Regions from separate parts of the Mus musculus genome. Here all the other regions are linked to region 2. Evidence: chromatin loops called from intact Hi-C (ENCODE). Cell type or tissue: gastrocnemius. All regions are shown on one strand. Region 1 holds the start of Atp9a (ATPase, class II, type 9A). Region 2 has its middle 30 kb from the start of Gm33413. Region 3 overlaps Nfatc2 (nuclear factor of activated T cells, cytoplasmic, calcineurin dependent 2).

Region 1 (8,000 bases), 270 kb before region 2:
CTGCCCTGTGTTCAAGGCCATCAGGATTGAGGCATGGAGACCTTGCAAGTCCATCCAAGAGGTTGGGCAGCTTGTACTTTGGTTTTTTTGTTTTTAATTATGAATCAAGCCTCGGGGAAAACCGCTCCTAGCATAGCTAACACTAAGGATTTCAAAACAGAGAAAAATGAACTTCCAAGAAACTGGACTTCTGCCTCACCCTATAGCCCTCCAGCTAAGCAGAACACTTAAATTACATACTATCAGGAAGATTGAAATGAATTTACAAACTGGTGGGAAACATAGCTGATGCCCACAGGGCAAACCTTTAGTGGGTGGGACCATCTGCATTTCCATGGCAGCCATTTATAACAAAATAGCCCAAAGCTAACTCAGGTCTAGGTTATCCCAGCTGATGGACAAGGTAGGATATCCATTCTCTCGGGGTCTCCTGCGAGCTTCCAAAAGACCCTTCCAAGGACAGTTTCTCTTTCCTGTTGAGTCTAGCATCTTAGTGCCTGGACTGTTCCAAGCAGGCCCTTAGTGAGAACAGTGAGATGGAATCCTACCTTGGATTCCCCTGCACTTCCTGGAACACTTTCTGGAAACAACAGTATTGTAGATTAAAGCCAGGTGTGGGTCCACACCCATAATCCCCACTCTAGGAATTGAGGAAAAAGGTAAATTCAAGGCTAGTCTGGCTGGCTGTATGATACTGAGTGTAAGAATGTAGATTCTGTAGCTATCCGGCCTGGCCCTATAAACACTGCTTTCCAAAGACAAAAGAGCGGGATTGGGTTATTAAAAGGTAAACATGTGTCCCAAACTTCTGATCCTAGCATTGGGGAGGCCCAGTGAGGGTTGAACACCTTTAATCCTAGCACTTGGCAGATCTCTGTGAATTCAAAGCTAACGTGGTCTACAGTTGAAGTTCCAGGACAACCAGAGCTACACAGAGAAACCCTGGCTTGAAAATAAGTTGAAATTAGCTCCTACTATATATATAGGAACTCAGAGAGATCTGCCCGCCTTTGTGCCCCGTAAGTCTGTGATTAAAGGCATATACCACCATGCCCTCCTCAAAACATTTAAGAAAGTTCTACTTGTTTTTATTACTCACGAGGGTGTGTGTGTGAGCCAGTTGTGAGTGTGGAGGTCAGAGGAGACTCCGTGGCAGCTGAACCTTTCCTCCCGCCTAGATCGGGGACGTTCAACTCCGGCCCTCCAGGCTTGGTGGCAAACACCTTTAACTGCTGAGCTGTCTAGGTAGCTGTCATTTCATGTGCATGTGTGTGCGCACGCACGCGTGCATATGTGTGTCTGCTACTGTGCAAGGTGGTGTCTGCTTAAGAGTGTGTGCATGTGTGTGTGTACGCGAGCGCACACACGTACACATCTTCGAAAGCGCCCATATGAATGGCGTGGGTCAGAGGATAGCCCCGGGGAGTCTTCTCAGTAACACCTTTACATGGGCGTGGGACCTAGATGACTGTTCAGCCACAGTCTGCCTTCGCCTGAGCCAGCTCATTAGTCAGATCCAAAAAAGAGCATGTAAGCAGCCTACTGCATGGGGGTCCACTTAGAGCTCAAAGCTCTGTGGCCTGAAGGAAGAGGCTCAGGTATATTCCAGTTCATACCTGTTGCTATCCATGGAGGGATTCATGTGAGTCACGGGAAACCTGCTGGCTGCCATTTCTGATGTCTGGAAAGCAAGAGTGGACTGGACCAGCTTATTTGAAGATCTTTCTTTTTTATAGCTTTTTTTTTTTTTTTTTCTGAGACAGGGTTTCTCTGTGTAGTTCTGGCTGTCCTGGAACTCACTCTGTAGACCAGGCTGGCCTCAAACTCAGAAATCTGCCTGCCTCTGCCTCCCAAGTGCTGGGATTAAAGGTGTGCGCCACCACGCCCGGCTTTTATAGCTTTTTTTTTTTTTGGCTTTTCCTCAGGACGATATTTTATTTTATTTTTCCATTTTTTATTCTTTTATAGCTTTTTTAAAAAAAATAATGTTCTTTCTCATTTAATTAATTAATTTTTTAATTTTTAAATTTATTATATGTAAGTACACTGTAGCTGTCTTCAGACACCCCAGAAGAGGGCGCCAGATCTCATTACGGATGGTTGTGAGCCACCATGTGGTTGCCGGGATTTGAACTCAGGACCTTCGGTCAGTGCTCTTAACCGCTGAGCCATCTCCTCAGCCCCTCAAAGATCTTTCTAGACACCCAGGAGTCAGAGACACCCAGCCCATTGAACGGATGGGGCTGGTTTCCTTTATTTTTTTGAGACAGGTTCTCGCCATGTAGCTCAGAATAGCCTGGAACTCCCCTTGTAGCCCAGGAGAGCCTCTAACTCATTGGATACCGAGGCTTTAAGTGTCTCTCTCTTCCAGAGAGTGGCTTATGAGAGTGAAACCTTTTAAAAAGAACTTTGTTTGTTTTAGGTGGGACTTGTACTTAATTCCAGCACTCAGGAGGCTGAGGCAGAAAAATTGGCTAGCCTGGGCTACCTATGGAGACTATGTCACACACAGGCACATTCTGCTGCCCTGGAGCCTTGCCCATACAGTGCGTCTGGCATGCATGCTAGCCCTGCTATTGCTCATGGCTGACTAATGTTCCTTCCAACGCTGCCTATCTGAGCTCTGTCACAGACAAGGAACTGGAGCCCTGCAGAGCATGGGGTCTGCCGGGAGGAGTTTCACAGCTGGAAGGTGCTGGAAGCCTCCAGGGTCCTGGCTGATCAGTTGCTCTTGCTACATTTTGGGTCCAGAGAGGGTATTAGCCATAGGAGCCAAGGGAGTGCCTGAATGTATGTGGGGCAGCATTTGCTTGGTGCTCCAAAGGGTTCCGGTAGCTGTGGCTCTGCTGTGACCTGACCCATATCCCGATGGATGACTGAGTGTGGAGCCCAGCCCTGCTCCCTGATGATGCCGTGGTTCTGTGCTGGCGGCTCGGAGTTCCTGTGCCTTGCTGGTGAAATGGGTTTAGTTATTTGGATTTAGTGGGGAGGGCTATTGGGACTTGCTGAAAGCTTTAGGATCTAGCTAAACTCAACTACAAGTCTATCTTTGGCTGGCTGGGAATGGTAGTACACACCTTTAATCCCAGCGCTAGTGTGGCAGAGGCAGGTGGATTTCTTTGAAGCCAGCCTGGTCTAGAGTTCCAGGTCAGGGCTATGTAGTGAGATCCTGTGTGAGGAGCTGGGGACAGATGTGGGTCCGGAGGTAGGATTTGCTCTCTTACTCTAATGGGTCTACCTATATGCACATACTGAGCTCTGTGTGCCATGGCACATATGGTGTGGTTGTGGTGGTGGTGGTGGTGGTGTGTGTGTGTGTGTGTGTGTGTGTGTGTGCGCGCGCGCGCGCGCGAGTGTACGTGTGTCTTGATGCTGCGGACAAAACCTAGGACCTGGCCCTGTTGCACCATTTTAGAAATGAAGAGGAAGAAGTAAGCCAGCCAGCTCAGCTGGTAGAAGAATAGTGTTTTCCCTCAAAAATACTTCTGATGCCTCCTTCCTTGGGGAATGTCTTTGGAATCTCAGTCACTTTTGTTATTTGTTTGGTATCCTTTCTCGATAGAGAAAATACTATAAAAGATAGGGACCCTGGCAGAAAACATCAGCAGAAACTGCCCCTCATAGTTCAGCATCGTTTATGGTAGTTACACGGTGTTACATCTTGAGGGACTTGACATACATACTCATTTTAAAAAAGATTTGTGTATTTTACTTTTTTTTTTTTTTTTTGCATATGTTTGAATCATATGCATGCAATACCAACGATGGCCACAAGAGGGCATCATTTCCCCTGGAGCTGGACTACCGACATTGATCAGCTAGCACAAGGGTGCTGGAAATCGAACCCAGGTCCTCTACAAGTGCAGCTGGTGAACATAACCAATGAACCATCTCTCTAGCCCTCTATATGCTGGTCGATTGATTATTTATTTAGAGACATCGTTTCTCTGTATATCCCTGGCTCATCAAGGCTCTGTAGACCAGGTTGGCCTTGAACTCAGCCTGCCTCTACCTCCCAAGTGCTGAGATCAAAGGCATACACCACCAAACTCAGCTCCTATGTGCTGGTTTTAAGGTTTGTTTTCATTATTCTTTTAAGTAGCATATGCCTGCGTGGGTGTATGCCACGTCAGCGCAGGTGCCCTCTCCGACCCCTTGGGGCTGAAGCTGCAGGTGTGTCAAGCAATGGTGGCTGCTTTTTAAATGCTGAGCTGTTCTCTGGCGCCCAGAGTGTTTTCATTTTCACAATATCCTTTTTGAGATAGAGAGAGACAGACTGACTGATACAGCCTTTGCATGCGATCACTGTGTCTGGGTGAAGGCTGCTGTGACTCTGTTATTATGATTTAGGAATGCAGCTGGAGAGAGGGGTGGGATTGATGCCACAGGGTGTGTGGGGGTCCGAAAACCTGCCCACCTTCTCCCCCCAACCCCGGCCCGAAACTCGGGGGACCCCAGCGCGAGGCGCAGGTTGCAGCAGAGGAGGCAGGCTGTGCGCGCGAGTGGCCGCGGCGTGGAGGTGGGGTGAGCAGGGCGGGGTGAGTGCGCGCCGCTCGGAGCGAGCAGGAGAGAATGCCCGGGGTGGGGTGAGTGCGGCGGGACGCGCGCTCGCGCTCGCGCGCACGGACACGGCGGGGGGCGCGTGGCCGGGGGGAGGCGCGCGTGGGGGGCGCGCGGCGCGGGCGGGGACACTGCGGCGGCCCCGGGCGGCGGGCGGGCGCGCGCGTGGGCGCAGCGCGGAGCGGGGCCCATGGTGCGGCCGTGTCCGTCGGTCGGGCCGCGCGGGCGGCTCCGCGCGTGGCCCGGCGCTCGCGACCTCGCCCCTGCGCTGCGGGCCCGGCCCGCCCGCTGCCGGCGCCTTCTCCCCCTGCCCCGGGGCGGCGCGGAGGCCGCGGGGAGCGCAGGGGGCGCGGCGGGCGGCGACATGACGGACAGCATCCCGCTGCAGCCCGTGCGCCACAAGAAGCGGGTGGACAGTAGGCCGCGCGCGGGGTGAGTGGCCGGGCCGTGGGCAGGGAGGAGGGGACACCTGCCGCGGCCCCCGGGAGTCCGTCCTGGCAGGCGGGGGACCCCGCCAGGGGCTGGGGGCGGGGGCAGGCTCGATCCCCTGGGGACAGAGGTCGAGCTGGAGAGAATGCAGAGTCCCAGGCCGCGCCTCCAGCCGCCAATCGGAGCCCCTGGGGGTGGGACCTGGGAGGTGCGTTTCTAGGGCCGCGCAGGTAAGGCGCTGCGGCTGGGCGGGGCCTGCGGCGCCGTCTCTCCGGTTCCCTGTAGCTCGGCCGTGGGACGCCGGAGCTGGGTGGGGCTGCTGAGCAGGTATCAGTGTAGGAAGGAGAGATGCCAGCTGCCATCTTGTGGGCTCTTTGTGCCTGGCTTCCCCGAGGCCTCAGTTCGGAGGCTCTACTCAATTCTACCGAGTGGGAAACGGAAACGGAAAGCCTGGGGGTGGGGGCGGGGGCGGGAAGGTACTGGAACACGGTTCCCACATTTCCTGCTCCACACTTCCTGCGGGTGGTGTTTGTTGGCTTTTTAAATTGTTTTGGGGTTTGATGGTGCTAGGGACCAAACCCGGTCCTCCAGCCTGTTAACCATTCTACCACTGAGCTACACGCCCCCCCCCCATCCCCCAGAATATAAGTTTTTATGAAGACACTTCGTCAGAGCTCTGTGTGGAACCCTACCCCAACCCCTGCAATAAACACTTTAATTAGTAAGATAAGTAGACTGTAATGTGCCGCGGTTGATTCGTGTCTCCTTGTTAAATGCAGGGACTGTGCCAGGTGATTCTTAGGAAAAACCTGACTTAAACAAGGTCTGCCTAATAGGTGTGCAGGTGTAGGAGTTTACCTGGGGAACTTGAAGCCCACCCCTGACCTCATTTTAGACTATGAAATGAGAATCTGGGGTCTCGACGGTGGCCTCTGTGCTCACAGATTCACCCACCTGCTGAATTTTGAAATGTGAAGAATGGAAATGACCTGTATCCTGATGGTGCCAGCTTGCCCTCCGTGGTCCCGGGCGATCCTTTATGTAGTTACCTGGTATTGGGCGCGGTACACAAACAATGGGGGAGGCACTGCGCGATGCTTGCGGGCTTCTTTGAGGGTTCTGAGGTCCTGTGCAAGGGATGGAGGCTGTGTGTGAGTCTTTGTTTCTTTCCCAGAGTTGGGGGTTGGGCTCAGACAAGAGTTGTGAAACGCTTGGCTGTATCCTCAGCTGCTTCTGCCTTTTATTTAAGTTGGGGGTCTCACTGAAATTCTTCTCCTGGCTCTGAATGTTCTCTGAGCACAGGAGAGACTTACTTGGGACACTCCTGCCTCAGCCACCTTGGTAGATTAGGTGGGATGGCATCCCGTGCCACTTGGCCTAGCCTTTGTGTCTTTCCGAAGGCCCCCTGCTGATTTTAAATGGCGGTCTTGGTTGAGGGCCTGGGTCAGTGCATATCAGAAGAGTGTGAGCATAAGTTAAAGTTTACAGGATAGAATGTGCTTTGACTTTCAGAGGCCTGGAGAGAGGAGAGCAGATAATTTTATATTTAAAAAAAAAAAAATCATGGGTGGCAGTGGTGGCACATGTCTTTAATCCCAGCACTCAGGAGGCAGAGGCAGGGCCATCTCTGTGATTTCAAGACCAACCTAGTGTACAGAGCAAGCTCCCAGACAGCCAGAGCGACACAGAGAAACCCTGTCTCGAAAAACAACAAACAGGCTAGAGAGATGGCTCAGCAGTTAAGAGCACTGACTGCTCTCCCAAAGGTTCTGAGTTCAAATCCCAGCAACCACATGGTGGCTCACAACCATCTGTAATGGGATCTGATGCCCTCTTCTGGTGTCTCTGAAGATAGTTACAGTGTACTTACATACATAAAATAAAAAAAAAAGAAAAAAGAAAAAAAAAGAAAGAAAAACAACAAACAAAAATCACTTGGATATGGTGGCCCAGGTCTGTAATCCCCGCAGGGGCAGAGGCCAGAGGCCAGAGGCCAGAGGCAGAAGCAGGTGGATCTCTGGTGAGTTTGAGGCCATCCTGAGTTCCTGAGTAACAGTGAGGTCCCGTGGAGATGGCTCTGAAGAGAGATGTTTACTGCTGAGCGTGGTGACCTGAGCTGGTCCCCTGTGACACAGGTGGATGCAGAGAACCAGCTACAGCAGGCTGTCCTCTGACCTCGGCATACACACGTGGTGTTTCCCTGCACCCAGACATACATAAAGGAAATCATTTCTATATTGTTTTATTTCAAGTCTGATTTATGAGCTGGAGAGATGGCTCAGCAGCTCAGAGCTTGTTGCCCTTATATAGAACCCGGGTGTAATTTCTGTCAGCTCCCTCCATGGTGGCTCTGAAGTCCTCTCCTGACGTCTGTGAGCCCCAGGCCCCTGTGCTCATAGGTACACATGGCACATGTAACATACGCATAGGCATGCATGCACTCCCCCTCCCACTGAGACATATACCGACCCCCACATGCTTGCATGTGTGCATACATACACCCCACACATACACACACACACACAAATGAAAAATAAAGATTGGCTTATTTTTATTTTACATGTGTGGGTGTTTTCTGCATGTGGTGTGTGTGTGTACACCATGTCTGCAGTGCCCCCAGAGGCCAGAAGAGGGCATCTCTTATTAGCCAAGTCTCATTAACCAAGGCTAGCTATCCTCAAACTCACTATGTTGCCACTGTTGGCCTAGAATTCCTGATCCTCCTGCTTCCAACTCCCCAGTGGTGGGATTATAGGTGTGCACCACCTGTCTGTTTAAAACTAATCTTTTTCTTTAAAAACTAAAGCAAAGGTGGGTGATGTAGCAAATACCTTTAACCCCAGCATTTGGGAGGCAGAGGCAGAGCAGGAGGATCTGAGTTCCAGGCCAGGTAGGTCACAATTTTTTTTGGTTTTTCGAGACAGGGTTTCTCTGTGTAGTCCTGGTTGTCCTAGAACTCACTCTGAAGACCAGGCTGGCCTCGAACTCTGAAATCCATCAGCCTCTGCCTC
Region 2 (8,000 bases):
TGACATGGTAGTTCTCAAGTTTCCCGGTTATTTCCCACCCATCTTGCCCACAGCAGAGCCAGACCAAGTCTCAAGATACCTCGCATCCCCTTCTGCCTATAGGCAAAGCACCTCATGGGCCTTAGCATTTAGATCCGGACCCCAGGTAGCATCCTCAGCCATCCTCCCTCCTCCCCATCTCCACTCACACAGCTTGCCTCCCTTGTTCTCAGACCACATCTCCCAGTTCTGGTTCTCCTTTCTTAGTACCGGAAGTGCCCACTTCCGAACTCCGGAAGTGCTCCTGGCTCTTCCTCCCCAGTGGCAAGGTACCCCGTGAGGCGCCCTACATGCTGAGCCAGTGCTGGTATTAGATGTCAGCTTGCTTATTGACTGTTTCATCTTGTGGGTCCCAGGAGAGGAGGGTAGTGCTTGCCTGGGCTCGGGGCTACCTCTCCACGCCCAGCACACAGTAGGACATCAGTACATGGAGGATAGGGGGTTGAATAAACAGACATCATAAACAGCTTTGACATGCACAAGAGACAGACAGCCACAAAAAAAAATTAATCACTTCCTAATATCTAACCCATTTTTCAAAACCAAACAATGATCTCAAGAGAGGCCTTCCTGGTGCCCCATGGGGCTTGGTGTGTTCATTTCTGGTTACACAGCGGTTGTTTTCTGGCAAGCGCCAACTCCCTTCACTGCAGAAAGCAATAACGACATGACTCCCTCTGGTCCGCGAGCTGCCAGGCCAGCATCTGCTCCCGGCAGCCTGCAGTCACCTGCGGCCCTCCTGCCTGTAAAGCACTCTCTGCTGTAGCTCGATGGCTCCTATGGGGCAGGTAAAGGAAGGGCGGGCAGCCAGCGGCTGTTTACTAGACAAATGTGAAACTGGAACTTCCCCAGGGGGTGCGATTGATCAGGTGAGAAAGGCAGCGGATGTGGGGGCTCCACAGCGCCCACTGCAGGCCGCACGGCAACACCGCAGCCTGGCCCTCAAACCTCAGGGCTCCCAGAAACCCAGGCTCGCAGTTACCAGTTACCCTTCACATACTACCAGTGGTCCCCAGGGCCTCTGAGTACCAAAGGGTATTCTGCCCAACCCTGGCCCTTCCTGAGGCCCACCCTGCTGAAACTAAGTTGGGATCCTAAACACCATGGCTTCCCATCTCCCGGCTCGTGGTCTCACCCCAGCTTTTTGCTTTTTATGCTTCTCATGGGCTGTCAAGTCCTCCCTCCCCGTCTTTCAGGAGTCCCCGAGACCCTGCTGTCTACATTTTTCCTTCCTAAAATGCTTTTTGCCTTCTACAACCCATGGTAATAAGACCCCACATTCCCCTCTGAGACCCAGCAGCTCCCGAGCCCACGCCACCCCAATCCCCACCTGACTCTACAGGTTCTGGAAACATTTGTAGACAATGCAGTGCTTAAAGTGTCAAAAACTTACAGTCGCAGCTCTGGGGACCAGAAGTCCAAAGTGGGGTTTGTGGAGATGCTCAGCAGGTCCCTCCAGAGAGGACCCCCCCTCCTGCCTCTTAGGAAATAAGACAGCTGCCCTTGGGACAGGGCTCCCAGGAAACTCCATATTCTAAGCCAGCAATGTGCCTCACCAGCTGGTCTCCATGAACTTCCTTTGGCTGATAATCTATGATCACACAGGGCACACCTGGGCAGCCCAAGCACCCTCCCCAAATCACCTGTGATCAGTGTTCACACCATCTCTTGCTGTGGAAGATCCATGGGTTTCGGGAACTATGGGGACCTCTTTGGGGAGGTCTCTGTCAGCTCAGAAGTGACCCCGAGGCTCCTGGGGCTGGTGTGTGTGGGGGTGTGTGTGTGTGTGTGGGGGGGTTGTCTTCCATTCCTTTCCGGACTGCAGGTTGTGATCCCCACCTGAGAGAAAGGAGCTTCAGTTGGGGAAGTGCCTCCTTGAGATCCACCTGTGGGGCATTTTTTCAATTAGTTATCAAGGCAGGAGGACCCCTTGTGGGTGGTGCCATCCCTGGGCTGGTAGTCTTGGGTTCTATAAGAGAGCAAGCTGAGCAAGCCAGGGGAAGCAAGCCAGTAAGAAACACCCCTCCATGGCCTCTGCATCAGCTCCTGCTTCCTGCCCTGCTTGAGTTCCAGTCCTGACTTCCTTGGTGATGAACGGCAGTGTGGAAGTGTAAGCTGAATAAACCCTTTCCTCCCCAACTTGTTTCTTGGTCATGATGTTTGTGCAGGGATAGAAACCCTGACTAAGACATCTCCCCTTCACAACCTCACTCTTCCTCCACCCTCTCCTGATCACCACGTGCGTTTGCATCTTCTAAGGAACATGGCAGCAATCTGCCTGATGAGCTACCTCCTGCAGCCCTCCCAGTGAGTGGCTCCCTCTTCCCCACCCTCTCACCTTCTCAGAGGACAAGCAAGCAACTCCTGCTGTCTAAGGCAGTGTATTTGTAACCCGCTAACTTGTTGCCTTTGAGCAAAGTACCACCTGCTGCCACACCCACACACTCCAACGCCCCTCCTCTTACTCTGGCTAGTCTGTTCTTTTTGGGCTATCATCGGCTCATCACTCAGGCCAACCTCAAAATCACTGTGTAGCTAAGGGTGACTCTGAACTCCTGACCCTCTTGCTTTCAGTTCAGGGATTACAGACATGCAGGACCACAACTGTTTATGCAGTCTAGGGATCAAACTCGTGGGGGTAAGGGGACTTCATGCATTTGAGGGGAACACTGATCAGCTAAGCCCCCCCCCCGGAGCTTCCATTGTTGCACAATTAATATTTGATTGGGTTGGCTGTCTCACAAACACACACACAGATGCTGAAGAAAACAAGTTTGTGGCTCGATTGTCTTTGGAATGGGCTCAAAGCAGCTCCCTGGCTTCTCAGACTGCTTAAGATGTTGGTATCCATAGAGGAGAGGCAGGGAGAGGCGAGAAGGGTAGTGGGGGAAGGGAGAAAGAGCAAAATGTACCTAAGGGCATGTGTGGAAAATGTCACAATGAAACTCATTGCTTTATAGGATTACCATTAAAAAACAAACAAACAAGCAAACAAACAGATGCTGAAGACCAAGGCGACTGTCTCCCAGGGACAGCAGAAGCAGCCTTGCCCAGAGTGCACTTGATCTCTGTGACCCTTTGGAGTAGAATGTGGTTCAGGATAATGTTAGAGACTCCAAACTCTGTAATGTCAAACCAGAGGACCATCACACAGGACCAGCATACTGTGAGCCACAGCCCTTGTTGGCCAGCCTGAAGCTGACCCACAGTTTATAAGGGAGGGACAGTCAGGCTCACCAGTAGCCCCACCCCCTGAATGTACCTGCTGTAACCCTGCCCCCTGAATGCACTTGCTTCATCCCCACCCTTCAAATGCACCTGTTTAGTCCCACCCCCTAAATGCACCTGCTGTAGCCCCACCCCTGAATGCACCTGCTGTAGCCCCACCCCCTGAATGCACCTTTTATAACCACACCTCTTGCATTCATAGCCATGATCACTCTTACCTTGAGAGTTTAGACATCTGCAGTGTTCATCAGCTCCTGAGTTCAGGGATGAGGGTCTGGGCGTCCCTTGGGTGTCAGGGACTGCTACTAGCCCCAACCTCAAGTCCAGACACATCTATTCATGTATGCCACAGATGCTAGATTATAATCATGTGCCCAGAAGGTACAGGAGGCATGGAGATGAGCAACAGGTGCCGTGGAAGAAGGAGCTGCAGGGGTGAGTGGTCAGGGATGGTACAGCTGCCACCAGACTCTGTCACCGAGCCTTATAGACAGCCTGAGGTGGAGGCCTTTCTCACTACCCAGGTAAGCAAGAGGCTCAGGGGACACAGCCCATGACCACACACCTAGCTGAGAAGTGTCACCAAATTTGCTGTGCCACCTCCTCACCCTGACCACTCTGAGGAACATAGAGCCATTCGGGGGAGTGGCCTGGGCGACCCAGCCATCCTTAAGGTCTACCTGAAGCATAAGCAGGGGCTTTAACCACATAAGAGCTAGGAGGAAGATGCTGTGTGTGGAGGCACAGGCCTGTCATCTCATCTCCTCAGAGGCGGAGGCAGGGGGATTGGAAGTCCAAAGCTAACCTGAACACCAGAGTGAAATCAAGACCATCACAGGAGATCTAGTGAGACCCTATCCCCAAATTAAAAAATGGTAAGAGGCCTGTGTTTGTTAGCCCAGTGATGGAGTATTTGCTTAGCATGTGCTAGGTCCTAGGCTGTATCCCAGTACCCCCTACACACACACACACACACACACACACACACACACACTCTCTCTCTCTCTCTCTCTCTCTCTCTCTCTCTCTCTCTCTCTCCCTCTCTCTCTCTCTCTCCAGGGAATGGAAAAGGGGAGACAAATGGGTCAAGGGAATTTGTTTATGGGAGGGGGTGGGGACAGTCTCAGCACTTGACTCTGGCAGAACACAAGTGTGACCTTGGAAACGGACTTCCTTCCTATCCCCAAGATGGGGAAACAGCCTCTGTGTCTGTGGGGACACCCATGTCCCCAAGTGGATTTAACTGTCAGGCCTTATGATCCACAGTGACAGCAAACCTGTCTCCCAAGGAGTTTCCAAGCACACCAGTGTGAGAGGTGCATCCTTGGGGCCCAGCTCCCTGGCATGTACTGACAGTACCTTTCATGCCAAACTTGAACTTGGAGGCTCTATTCCAAGATGAGAAGAGACAGCCGGCCTCTGGGACGCTGGAGGAAGGCCTCTGGTGGAGTCCCGCTGCCCCCTGGAGGAGACATAAGGAGCCAGCTGGGATACAAGCAGAGAAGTGCACAGCAGCTTCCCAGGGCTGCTCTGTCCCCCCTCAGGTCCCAGCAACAGGATAGCCTTTGTCCTGACCCAGATCTCACTGTATCCCAGGGCTGTGTGTTCTGTCCCCAGAGCCATTCCCACTTCAGGGCACTTGGTGACGAAATGGCATTGAGATCAAAGGTGAGCCCTCTTCCAGGCACTGCCATGCAGAAATAGAAAGTACACCAGACAGACTGTTGCCATGGCCACTTCTATCCAGCCTCAGGATGCAGCTTGCCTGTCACCTCTTCAGAAAGCAGGACTCCCAGTTAGAAGCCACCCCACTACTGCAGTTCCTCTATCCCTTCCTCTGCAGCCCATCTGCAGTGTCACCAGGCTCAGCTCCCTACAGAGCCTCACGTTAGACATGGGAAATGATAGAAGTTCCACCAATATGCGCTGGATGAACGAGTGAAGGTGAATGCGTGAATGAATGAATGAAGATAAGCAAATGAGTAAAGGTGAATGAATGATGTATGAATGGATAAACAAAGATGAATGTATGAGTGAGTGAATATGAATAAGTGATGAATGAATGAATGGGTGAATATGAATGAGTAAATGAAAATGAATGAATGAGTGAGTGAATGAATGAAGATAAACACATGAGTAAAAGTGTATGAATAATGATAAATGCATGAACGGATAAACAGATGAATGAATGAATGAATGAGTGAAGATGAATGAATGAATGATGAAGATGAATGAACGAATGAATGAAGTGAAGGTGTATGAATGATAAATGCATGAATGGATAAATGATGAATGTTTGAGTGAGTAAAGATGAATGAGTGAATGAATGAATGAATGAAGATAAACAAGTGGAGAGGAACGAATGAGTGAATGAGATAAATGAATGGTTGAGAGACTGAATGACACAGTTGCTGTTCTCAGGAAGCCCTACTTAGAAGGGGAGTGCACAGCACCGTGTGAGGCGGGCTGGATGATGACTCCCCCTGTTCCCTACGCTCACTGGGGACCTATAGAAGTGACTTGTCTAGAGGAGGGATCTGGGCATGCGATACAGGCACCGATCTCAGGGGAGGCCAGCCTCATCATTCAGAGAAACCAAATCCCATGACAAGCAGCCTTAATGGAGAGAGGGCACCCAGACAAAGGCAGAGACAGTGGTTCCATAGCCTCAAGCTACTGAGGGCCAGGCCTGGTGACGCAGGCCCTCGTGCTAGCTCCTCTGACACCGAGGCAGAAAGATGAAGAAGTTCACAGTTCATGGCCAGCTGGGCACCGAGACTCAAAATAAAGAATGAAAGGAGCCTTCTTAGCTTAAGAGGTTGAATGCTTGCCTAGCTCTCATGAGGCCCTGGGTGCCATCTGGGGACACCCTGCTTTGGGGCTTCTGACCTCCAGCAAGGAAATCTTAGGCCCCTGTTAGCGGGCCCTTGTGATGGCCAACACTGAAAGGAGCTCATGTATAGTCTCCCTCATCCTTGCCACCTGCTGAGGCGCTGGGATATTTGCATATTCATAATGAGATCTCTTGGGAATGCAAGCCTGAAGTGCAAACTTCTTGCACACTCAGCCTGAAGGGAATTTGCAGGGAGCATTTTTTGTAGCTTTGTGTGCAAAAGTTCTGTGCTTTTCCCACAAGGATACGTTGCAAAGTAGTTCTGGTCTGGGGACACACTGGATTTTCTGTTTTCAAATGGGGGGAGTCCTCCACCTGTACTTTGGCCAACCATAGGTAATCTGTCAACACCCAGACACCACACGGAGGGCCACAAGTCACCAGTGCTGAGATACCATCTGCTGGTAGGCTTTGGCTGAGCCATGGCAGCTGAGTCCTCCTGTCTGGCTGGAGAAGCCACCACTCAGACACCAGATGGAAGGTGACACACCCACTACAAGCACCTCCACCAAAGCCACCTGTGTCATCTCACCCCTTCAGCTCCCCCCTCAATGTGACCTTCCGCCAAATGGGACACTGACCCCTTTGCTGAGCACAGGCGTTCCAATCTCCGTGAAAGCCCCCTGACACCAGCCCTCATTACTTGAATGGATGCTCACCCGGTTCTCCATGTCAATCTTGAGGTGAAATGTACTGTTTGCTGCGTTCTGTCCTAAAGCCCGTGGGTGTTGGGACGGCTCTGATCCCTGATCTACTCAGTCACAGTCACAGCCAAGCTGTAGCCAGGACACAGATAATGACAGTCTCCACAAACCACACCTTGATGCTGCCCTCCTTTTTGTAGTCAGCTACCCCACTACCCGCCACCTTTTCCCATGAACCGCTGACCACCCATCCCATTCACACGCCTGTTCACAACCTCCACTCTCCCTCCCTGCTCTTCGTGGATTCACACCTTGTGCCTCAGGGCTGAACGTGGCTCCTGGGAGGGCTGGATGAGGCAACTCACACCTCCAACTCCAGTGGCAAGACCAGGAGCTGTTAGATGTTAAAATGAGCCCACTTAATGCATTAGGAAATGCGTGGCCCAGAGTGAGCGTTGGGTGCGGTGGTCGGTGCTGATAATGGTGATGGTAATGATGGTTGTCATCACCACCATCATCACCATCATCATGTCCATCACTGGCCTGGGTCACATGACAAGGCTAATGTCCCCACTCTGATTCAGGCCAAAGTCTCTGACAAGCACCGGAGGACTACTGCGGCCCAGGCAGTGTTTAGCACGCCCCCTGCCAAGGCTGCCATCCCCTCACTATCCTTTCCCCATCAGAGCTGAGTTCTGCGGTGCTGAAGAATATTTCAAAAGTGATGTGAGCGTATTTTTGAGGTCAGGGTCTATAATCAAAACCACGACTCCCGGACGGTGGCCTGGTTTAGAGAGAGAAGCCGGGTGAGTCACCGTCCCAGCCATTTGAATGAAACAAAGACACAACAAGCTGGGCCTTCCTCCTCTGCCAGATTGGATGACCTCAGGCTTACAGAGACACAGCTGGAGCAAATTAAGGGATGGATCTTGGGTTCCCCAGATAGTGAAGGCAGCCCAGCGTGACTCACTGAGAGGACCACAGAGATGCTAAGGGAGCCCCCTGGGACTCCAGGCAGGGCAGACCAAAGGACAGTCAAAGCGGGAGTGCAGAAAAGACCCCATGGTCCTGATTTCCTTGACATGTTTTGGGGACCCAGAGGACACTGTCAGCCCAGGTGGATTTACCAGTGTCAAGAATGGTTTGCTGTCTGCAGTAACCTCAATCCTTAGGCCCACCCTCCATCCCTTGCCCCT
Region 3 (8,000 bases), 74 kb before region 2:
TGAACGCATCATTAAAAGTTGCTGCTGCCAGGAATGGACTAAGCCCTGTGATGTCAAGACCCTCTGCTTTCACCAGGTTCCTCAGAGACGGCCCTGTGCTCTGGTCAGCTTTAGCTGGTAACTGGACACAGCTTCCGGTCATCTGAGAAGGACAGCCTCTGTTGTGGACTTGCCTAGATCAGACTGGCCTGTGGGTGTATCTGTTGGAGATTGCCTTGATATTGATCTAGACAGGAGGACCCAGCCCACCGACGGTGGCACCATTCCCTGGCAGGTGGTCCTGAGCTGTTTAAGAAAGCTGGCCGAGCAGAAGCAGGCCCGTGGGCCAGCAAGCAGCGCCCTCCGTGATTTCTGCTGCGCTTCCTTGGCTGTGAGTGAATGAGCACTCCTTGGACAGATGTAACACTTTGTGGAACAGCTGGCGGGGTCCTGCCTTCAGGCTCCTGTCTTGACTTCCCTCAGTGGTGGACTACATAAGCCAGTGAGCCCTTTCCTCCCCTGTGCCGCATTGGGTCGGAGTATTTTATCACAGCAACAGAAAGAAAACAAGGAATCTCTGCATTTGCGTGGCTCCTGGAAGATGGAGATGTGGGGTGGTGACAGCTACAGGAAGACCCAGAGGAGGAGGAGGACAGAGGGCTGTGGGGGAGAACTGAACAAAGCCCCCAAGGTTAGGGAAACTGTTTAAGGAGCAGCAAAGAAGTCACGAGGACGGACCAGGACTTGGGGGGGGGGGGGGAGAGGCTGAAGGATGGCAGGCCAGACGGGGCCATACAAGCTTCTACAGGCTGCACACAGGTCTTAGATTTTTCTTCCATATGTCCCTGAATAGCATTGTGTTTCAGAACTGAGGGACAATCTTCAAGTTTACAGAGACCCGGGGAGAGGAAATTTGACAGCTAGCCCAACATCTCCCAGCCATCAGTGGAAGAGAAATTTGAACAGAGTGTCACATGCGTTGAGTGTCAGTTAGGAGCTTCCCACAAACCTCACCAGCTCCTCTTCTCTGAGCCCTTTCGTCAGCCCAGTTCACAGATGGAGAAACTGAGGCTTGGCAGTAAACTGACCCAGATGATCCACAAGTCACCGCTTCATGGACCCTGCAGGCTCTTAGACAAGGAGAAATATAGAAAGCAGCCAGCAAAAGGATGGGGCTGGGGCTGGAGAGATGGCTCAGCGGTTAAGAGCCCCGACTGCTCTTCCGAAGGTTGTGAGCTCAAATCCCAGAAACTACATGATGGCTCACAACCATCCGTAATGAGATCTGATACCCTCTTCTGGGATGTCTGAAGACAGCTACAGCAAGGCAATGGGGCCAGAGTGAGAAGAAAAAAAAAAGTGTCTGAAGACAGCTGCAGTGTACTTAACATATAATAAATAAATAAATCTTAAAAAAAAAAAAAAAAGGATGGGTCTGGCTTTAAGGAACACAAACGCAAGGGCACCCAGAGATTGCTTTCCAGAAGGTGTGCAAACTAAACCACCTCTTGGCCTGGAGGACAGCTGGTTAAGAGGAGGCTGGAGGGAAGTGTAGAGGTGTGTCCCCAACCCGAGGACTGCATCCAGAGGCCCCTGGGAGCTGTGTGCAGTGGGGCAAGGGATCTACCTCTGGCCTGCGCTCCACAAAGCTCATATACCCGGCTCAGAGTCTCCACTCTTCATGACTGTGGTGATTGGAAGCGAATCTTGCCGCCTTGGGCTGCTAGCCCCCGCCCGTGTTCACTGTGCACTGGAGTCTGCTTCTAATTTCCGCTAGTGTGAGAAATGTAGAAAGACTTGACTCTTAATTTAGAATATGAAGAGAAACTGACATGGGCTGTTTCTGAGCCCAAGCCTACTCTCTTGTTCTCTTAATCACTTTCCTGGTATATTTCAAAATGTATCAAAATGTATCCTTTCCGGCCCCCCACCCCCAGGCTCTGGGGTTTCCGGCCAGCCTCAGCATGTCCATGGTCTGTGGTACTCATTGTGCATTGGAGATGGGAACGGTTCCTGTTTTCATTGTACTCTGGACATGCTGTCACCCCTGCTGGGAACAGGGCAGGGCAGGTACCAGCTGTCCAACCAGCCTGGTCCTGCCCGTGCTGAGTGAGATGCATTGTGGGATACAATGGTCGCTGTAGCCGGGGCAGTTATCTTTTATGTTAAAGGAAGGGCTGGGGAGGCGGCAGCTGCTGGCTCCCACCTGCCCCCACCTGCTACTCTGGCCACACCTGAGCTCTGAGGGGGTGTTCCAGACCTTGGGCAAGCTGTGGCGAAGGATGAGACAGGACAGCTAAGCTGCCACCCTTGGAGACAGTGTCCTAGTGGGGGAGGCAAGGAGATGCAGTGAACACACCCTGTCATTTGGGGTGGTGATGGATGCAGGTGGGTGGTAGGTGAGGTGACGCCAAGCAGGTGGGTAGAGAGTGCCGCTGAGGGTGCGGTGCCCCGTGGGGTGGGGTTGAGAGCAGTGTGTTTGTAGGGACAGCCACTGCAGCAGTAGGGGAGGTTAGCATAGAGGTCCTGGGCGAGCATGTGCCCAGCTTGTTTCAAGATCACTGTGGCTGTATGGAAGGAGGGAGAATATGGGGAAGAGGGTTTCACATGACCGTGAATCACAATGGAGACTTTGCCCCAATCCTGAGTGTGTGTGTGTGTGTGTGTGTGTGTGTGTGTGTGTGTGTGTGTGTATGTATGATGTATGTGTATGGTATGTGTGTGTATGTATGATGTATGTATATGGTATATGTGTATGGTGTGTGTGTGTGGTATGTATGTATGGTGTGTGTGTGTGTGTGTGTGTGTGTGTGTGTTCCTGTGTGGGCAGGTGAGCATTTAAACCCGAGGATAAAATTAAGCAATACCCTTCAAGAGTCAGCTACTGTGTTGTTTGAGACAGGCTCTTTCATTGGCCTGGAACTTGCTGATTAAGCTAAGTGGGCTGGCCAGAGTATCCCGGGATCTGTCCATCTCTCCCTCTCCAGCATCAGGGTCACATGGACTCCCTATCACCACACCTGCTTTTTCAAACTGTGAATTCTTGGTATTAAATGCAGGTCGTCACACTTGTTCAGCGAGACTGTGGGTCTCCTCAGCCAAGGACTTTGGTTTTTGATGGGAGTGGGACGTCTGTTCTTGAGGGATCCAAGTGGAAGAGTGGCAGGCTCTGGCCAAAGGTAGTGGAGGTCATTTTAGCCACTATCTTGTGGTAGATGAAATGAAAGGAAGGCAGCCAGGCAGTTTCTTTGATCTGAGAACCAGGTGGCAGATTTGAGTGGTATTTAGGAAATTAGATGGGCGGGGCTCTGCGGTGATCCAATGGAAGTGAAGCAGAGGGGGCTTCATTGAAATAGAGTAGTGTTTACTGATTGAGTATGCTTGTCGGGGAGTAGGGAAGAGAGTGTCGTGTGTGTGTGTGTGTGTGTGTGTGGGGGGGGGGGGTATGTCTGTCTGTCTGCTCCAGTGTATGCATGTGAGTAGAGGGTGGATTGGGGCCAGGGTGGCAGATATTAGCTGTCACTTCTATACCCAAAATGACACTCAGAGCTGGGGTCGGTCTGTGTTGGTAAAAGTCTCCTGCACACATGTCCCGGGGCTGAGGACTGCCATAAAACAACCGCGGGGGCCTCTCTTCCAGCGTGCAAGCTTTGAGGACGATACCCTTTTCCTAATAGTCCAGATTCAACACACACACAAATGCTACTTAACATTGTTCACGTTTGATTTGAGGCAAATTCAAAACAGTTCCTTTGGCCAGTCGCCAGCTTGGAAATCAACCCCACGCTTCAGGGCTGAGTCACCCAGCTCCCAGCACAGATGTGGTCCTCGACTTACACCAGTGCCGGCTGGGACTTCTCAGCTTGATGGCCCCGCAAAAGCAATAGGAAGGAAGGCCTTTGATGGAGGACTTTGAACTTGAGCATGGCTCTTTCCTCGGGCTGCCAGTGTGGACGCTCATCCTCTCTTGATGCACTGGGCAGTAGTACAGGTTTCAGCTACACGCTGGCTCTGCACGTGCTGTGTGGCTGAGCCGGGGCCCTGGTGGGGTCGGTATGCCCAGTGGATCTGCTGTGACAGTCATTTCTTCTCTGGCCATCCTGTTAGGAAGCTTCGGCTCTCCACAGCCATTTTGGTGCCTCATGAAACAAGACCCACTGACTCGAGAGACTAGTCATGCTATATCATTAGATGAAATGATATGTTAAAACACAACCCCCCCCCCAAATGTGGATCTCTGTACCCAGAGAAAGGCCTAGAAGGGGACGCATCTTCAGCTAGGTAAGAGGAAAATGCCTCAGAGATTTGTTGAAAAGAGTGGCGACTGTCGTTGATAATACAGTGTACGTTTTAAAGCTACCAAGAGCCTGGGTATGGTAGTACAGAGACCGGAGGGTCGGAAGTTCAAAGCCAGCCTCAGCTGCATAGTCAGCTGGGGTTATACGAGATCCAGTCTTGCTGTGTAGCAGTAGAGGACCCCCCAACATACACATGCACATGGCTTCTGCTTCCCAGGACTGTGGGCAAGTCGGCCATCTTCACGTCCATCTGCAGTGGGCTCACTGCTCTTCTCCATGCACGGCTCCACCAGCAGCTCCTGCAAGCACATGCAGAGCGACTCTCAGCCAGTGCAACACTCAGTTCCCTTGGGTTGAGCTGGTCTGGTTCACCCAGGAGCTGCTGAGGGAACAGGCGAAGAGAAGTCCAGTCTCCAAAGAAGACTCCCCCTCCTCCGATCTGATTTTCAACTTGCCCTAGTGAGCAGGGCAAGGCTGGGATAGATTATTAACCCCTTCATGCCCTTGCTTGCAGTTTGCTGGTCCTAGCACTTCAATGGAAAAGTGTATTCTGAAGCTACACGAGGCCCAAGCATGGACATGTGTCACCCAGTGTGCACAAACACACGCCATCTCAGAACTGGTAGTCCCTGGGGTATTACATGCACAGAAGTGTTGGCCCCAGGGAATAAAGTCTCATTCCTCACCAAGGCCTCCAGAGCTTCCCCTCTAGCAGATTAGAGGTAGCCTTGCTGCCCCAGGCCACCCACAAGATATGACTACTATTAGAATTTTGTGGCAAATGTCTCCCTGTGGCAAGGACAAAGAGTTTGAAACATTGTCTGGGAAGGTGAACTTGGGTTTGTGAGAACCTGGTCACTGTCTGTTGGGAGAAGGGGTTGGTGATGGCCACATACTGTTCTTCTCAGACCTGTAGGGAGCTGGTGGGAAGGCTGCTGCTCCAAGATGAGCTCGGGGGACAGGCAGGCCCTGGGCACCAGGGAAGGAAGAAGGTTACGTTCTCGTGCAAGCCAGAGCATTTCTTAGCTGGCTATTCCGCTTGCTATGGCCCCATGCCCCTGGCTGTTGAGCCACCCTGGGGTAGCTGGCACCACTGTCCTGCATTCAGCAGCCCCAGCTTGTTTGTGGTTTGCCTTTCTACCTATTTCGGCTCCCCGGTTGGGGTCTGTGATTGAGCCATCAGTGACATCCTCTGATGGGTCCAAGAATTATCATTTCATGGTACCTGTGTAAGCTCGGGCACCTGTGATGGCCATCTAGTGAGCCTTCAGAAGGGATGTGTGAGGTGAGCATGCCCCTTGCTAATCTGAGCATCGAGGTACGACCGTAGAGTCCCACAGCTCTTAAGACGTGGGCTGGAGTTGACAGGCATGTGGTTCAGATGCTATGGACAGCCCTGCTCTGTCTATTGTAACAGGCCTCCCCATCAGCCACGGGCTTCTTTCCATTCCCAGAGATGTCCATGGCTTCCCAGAAGAAGAGGGTGACATCTCTTTTGTACGAGTGGAAGGAAAGGGACATGTGTGTGCGCACGGGTATGGAGGTCAGAGGTCAACACTGGGTGTCATCCCCAGGCCCTCCTTTATCTTGTTTTTGTTGAGACAGAGTCTCTCACTGATCCTGAGGGTTAACCAACTCAGGTATACTGGCTGGCCATGCGTCCCAGGGAGTCTCTGCCTCCCTGGGCTGTGGGTACCCGTGCATGCCACTGCATGTGGTGCTGAGGTTTGAACTTGGGGACTAATGCTTGTATAGCAAGCACTTTACCAACTAAGCTATTCTCCAGTGTCCTTTTAAACAGGATATCTCTAGGCAGCCCAGGGCTGGACTCAGTTGTTTCTTTTTTTTTTCTTTTTGACCCCGTTCCCCTCTGACTCCTGAGTTCCGAGATAATAGGTGATAGTTTCCATGGCCTGATCAGCTTAAGGAAGACCTATTTGGTTCCTTCCAGCTACTTTGGCTCCCCCCTCTCACCCACCCCCATCTTCTCCTTGCATCTCCCCCCACTCCCTTCCCACCTCCTCTCATTCAGTAAAAACAGCACAATTGTCCCCTGGCACCAGGTCCTGTTCCCCTGAGGACCTGTGCTCTGTTACCTGGAGACTTAGAGTGAACGAGCCAACCGGAAGCCACTGTGTGGAGTTTGTCTGGTGGGGTCAGAGAGTGTAGCTTCACAGGCTGGCCCTGTGCTCTAAGACCTGTGTTGACGGGGTGCATGGTTCAACCTTAGCATGCCATAGCTTCTTCATTTGTAGAGTAGGTACTGGCTGGCCGTCTTCAGTAGAGATGTCTGATGTGCGTGAGCCACTGAGTGCTCTGTTTGGTATGAGGCAGATTGCATCATGAGCTGCCCTGTCGTGGCTGAGGGTGAAAGTTCCATCAACATTCAGAGTCAGCACAACAGGGTGTGTGAGGTCCCCGAGACTGTGGAACTCAGGCTCAGCTGTGTGAGCCACGTGAGGAGATGAGTGTGTGGCTAAATGGGGACATTGGTAAAGAAGTCACGATTTGGGGGACATGATAGGAAGTGTGTTCTTTAAAAAGAAGAAGAAGAAGAAGAAGAAGAAGAAGAAGAAGAAGAAGAAGAAGAAGAAGAAGAAGAAGAAGAAGAAGAAGAAGAAGAAGCAGCAGCAGCAGCAGCAGCAGCAGCAGCAGCAGCAGCAGCAGCAGCAACAGCAGCAGCCTCTCATAGTGGCCGAGAAATTGGCTTAGCAAAGAAAGTGCTTGCTTTGCACGTAAGAAGACCTAGGTTTGATCCCCAGAACCCAGGAAACTCAAAATCTGAGGCTAGTAGCACTGTTAGAGTCCCTGTGCTGGAGAGGCAGACACAGTCAGATCTCTGGGACTTGCTGACTGGTGGCTAGCCTAGCCTACTTGGGGAGCTCTGGGCCAGGGAGAGACCTTGTTTCAAAAATGTAGATGGTGCCTGAAAATGACATCCCAGGTCCCTTACACACACACACACACACACACACACACACACACATACATACACACACAAACAAACATATACACCACACACATACTCACACATATAAACACACCACACACACATACTCACACATATACACACATACACACACAACACACATACACATACACACACACATACACCACACACATACACACAAATAACACATACACACACATATACATACATACACACACACCAGACATATACACACATAGACATACACACATATACACACATACACACACAACACACATACACATACACACATACACCACACACATACACACAAATAACACATACACACACATATACATACATACACACACACCACACATATACACACATAGACACACACACATACACCACACACATACACATAAATCACACATATACACATACACACACATATAAACACACACACACATGTATGCATGCACGCCTGCACGCACATAACTTTCCAATTAATATTTGCCAATTTTGTTGTGAAACTGTTCTTATTGAGACTGGAGACCCAAGTGGTATTGGCTGCCTGCTAATCCCTGGGCATCGGATGGCTGCTTCTCACAGGGCACTGGCTGCTTCTCACAGGGCAAGCAGAGCTCTGAGCATAGATCAATGGTGTGGTTTATCTGGAAAAGAAAAACAGTGAAAATCTGCATCTGGACAGAGACAATGGCTTGTGCAAAGGCTCTGAGATCAGAACACACTGGGCTTGTTGACGCAGCAGGAGGAACCAGAAACCTGGTGGG

What was found. Hi-C counts contacts between places; a loop is a spot of excess contacts. Peaks named below come from ENCODE experiments on the same cell type or tissue, not always from the same donor. Only the 100,000 strongest peaks of a DNase experiment are listed, where the experiment ranks them.
Region 1: a loop joins it to region 2, with 2.3 times the contacts of the local background. A loop is called at or near these places in 8 of 42 quality-filtered maps.
Region 3: it touches region 2 in a loop (3.0-fold over the local background); 3 of 42 quality-filtered maps call a loop at or near these places.

The regions. Positions count from the first base shown.
Region 1 is chr2:168,738,674-168,746,673 of GRCm38, reverse strand. Atp9a (ATPase, class II, type 9A) reads left to right here and starts at 4,874. Exons shown (of 28, transcript NM_015731.3): 1 at 4,874-4,992. The coding sequence starts at 4,925. In gastrocnemius, CTCF peaks have their summits at 2,067 (motif pointing right), 3,776 (motif pointing right), 5,320 (motif pointing left) and 7,606 (motif pointing right); DNase peaks (open chromatin) are centred at 5,183, 6,061, 6,357, 7,539 and 2 more places; H3K4me3 peaks cover 1,645 bases; H3K27ac peaks cover 1,236 bases.
Region 2 is chr2:168,465,954-168,473,953 of GRCm38, reverse strand. No RefSeq gene overlaps it. Among named protein-coding and RNA genes, the nearest start is that of Gm33413, 30 kb to the right of the region's middle. In gastrocnemius, a CTCF peak has its summit at 4,731 (motif pointing left); DNase peaks (open chromatin) are centred at 816, 4,704 and 6,581; H3K4me3 peaks cover 782 bases; H3K27ac peaks cover 1,205 bases.
Region 3 is chr2:168,540,103-168,548,102 of GRCm38, reverse strand. All of the region lies in intron 3 of Nfatc2 (nuclear factor of activated T cells, cytoplasmic, calcineurin dependent 2), which reads left to right. Among named protein-coding and RNA genes, the nearest start is that of Nfatc2, 46 kb to the left of the region's middle. In gastrocnemius, no CTCF peak of the experiment used is centred here; DNase peaks (open chromatin) are centred at 2,112 and 3,753; H3K27ac peaks cover 2,270 bases.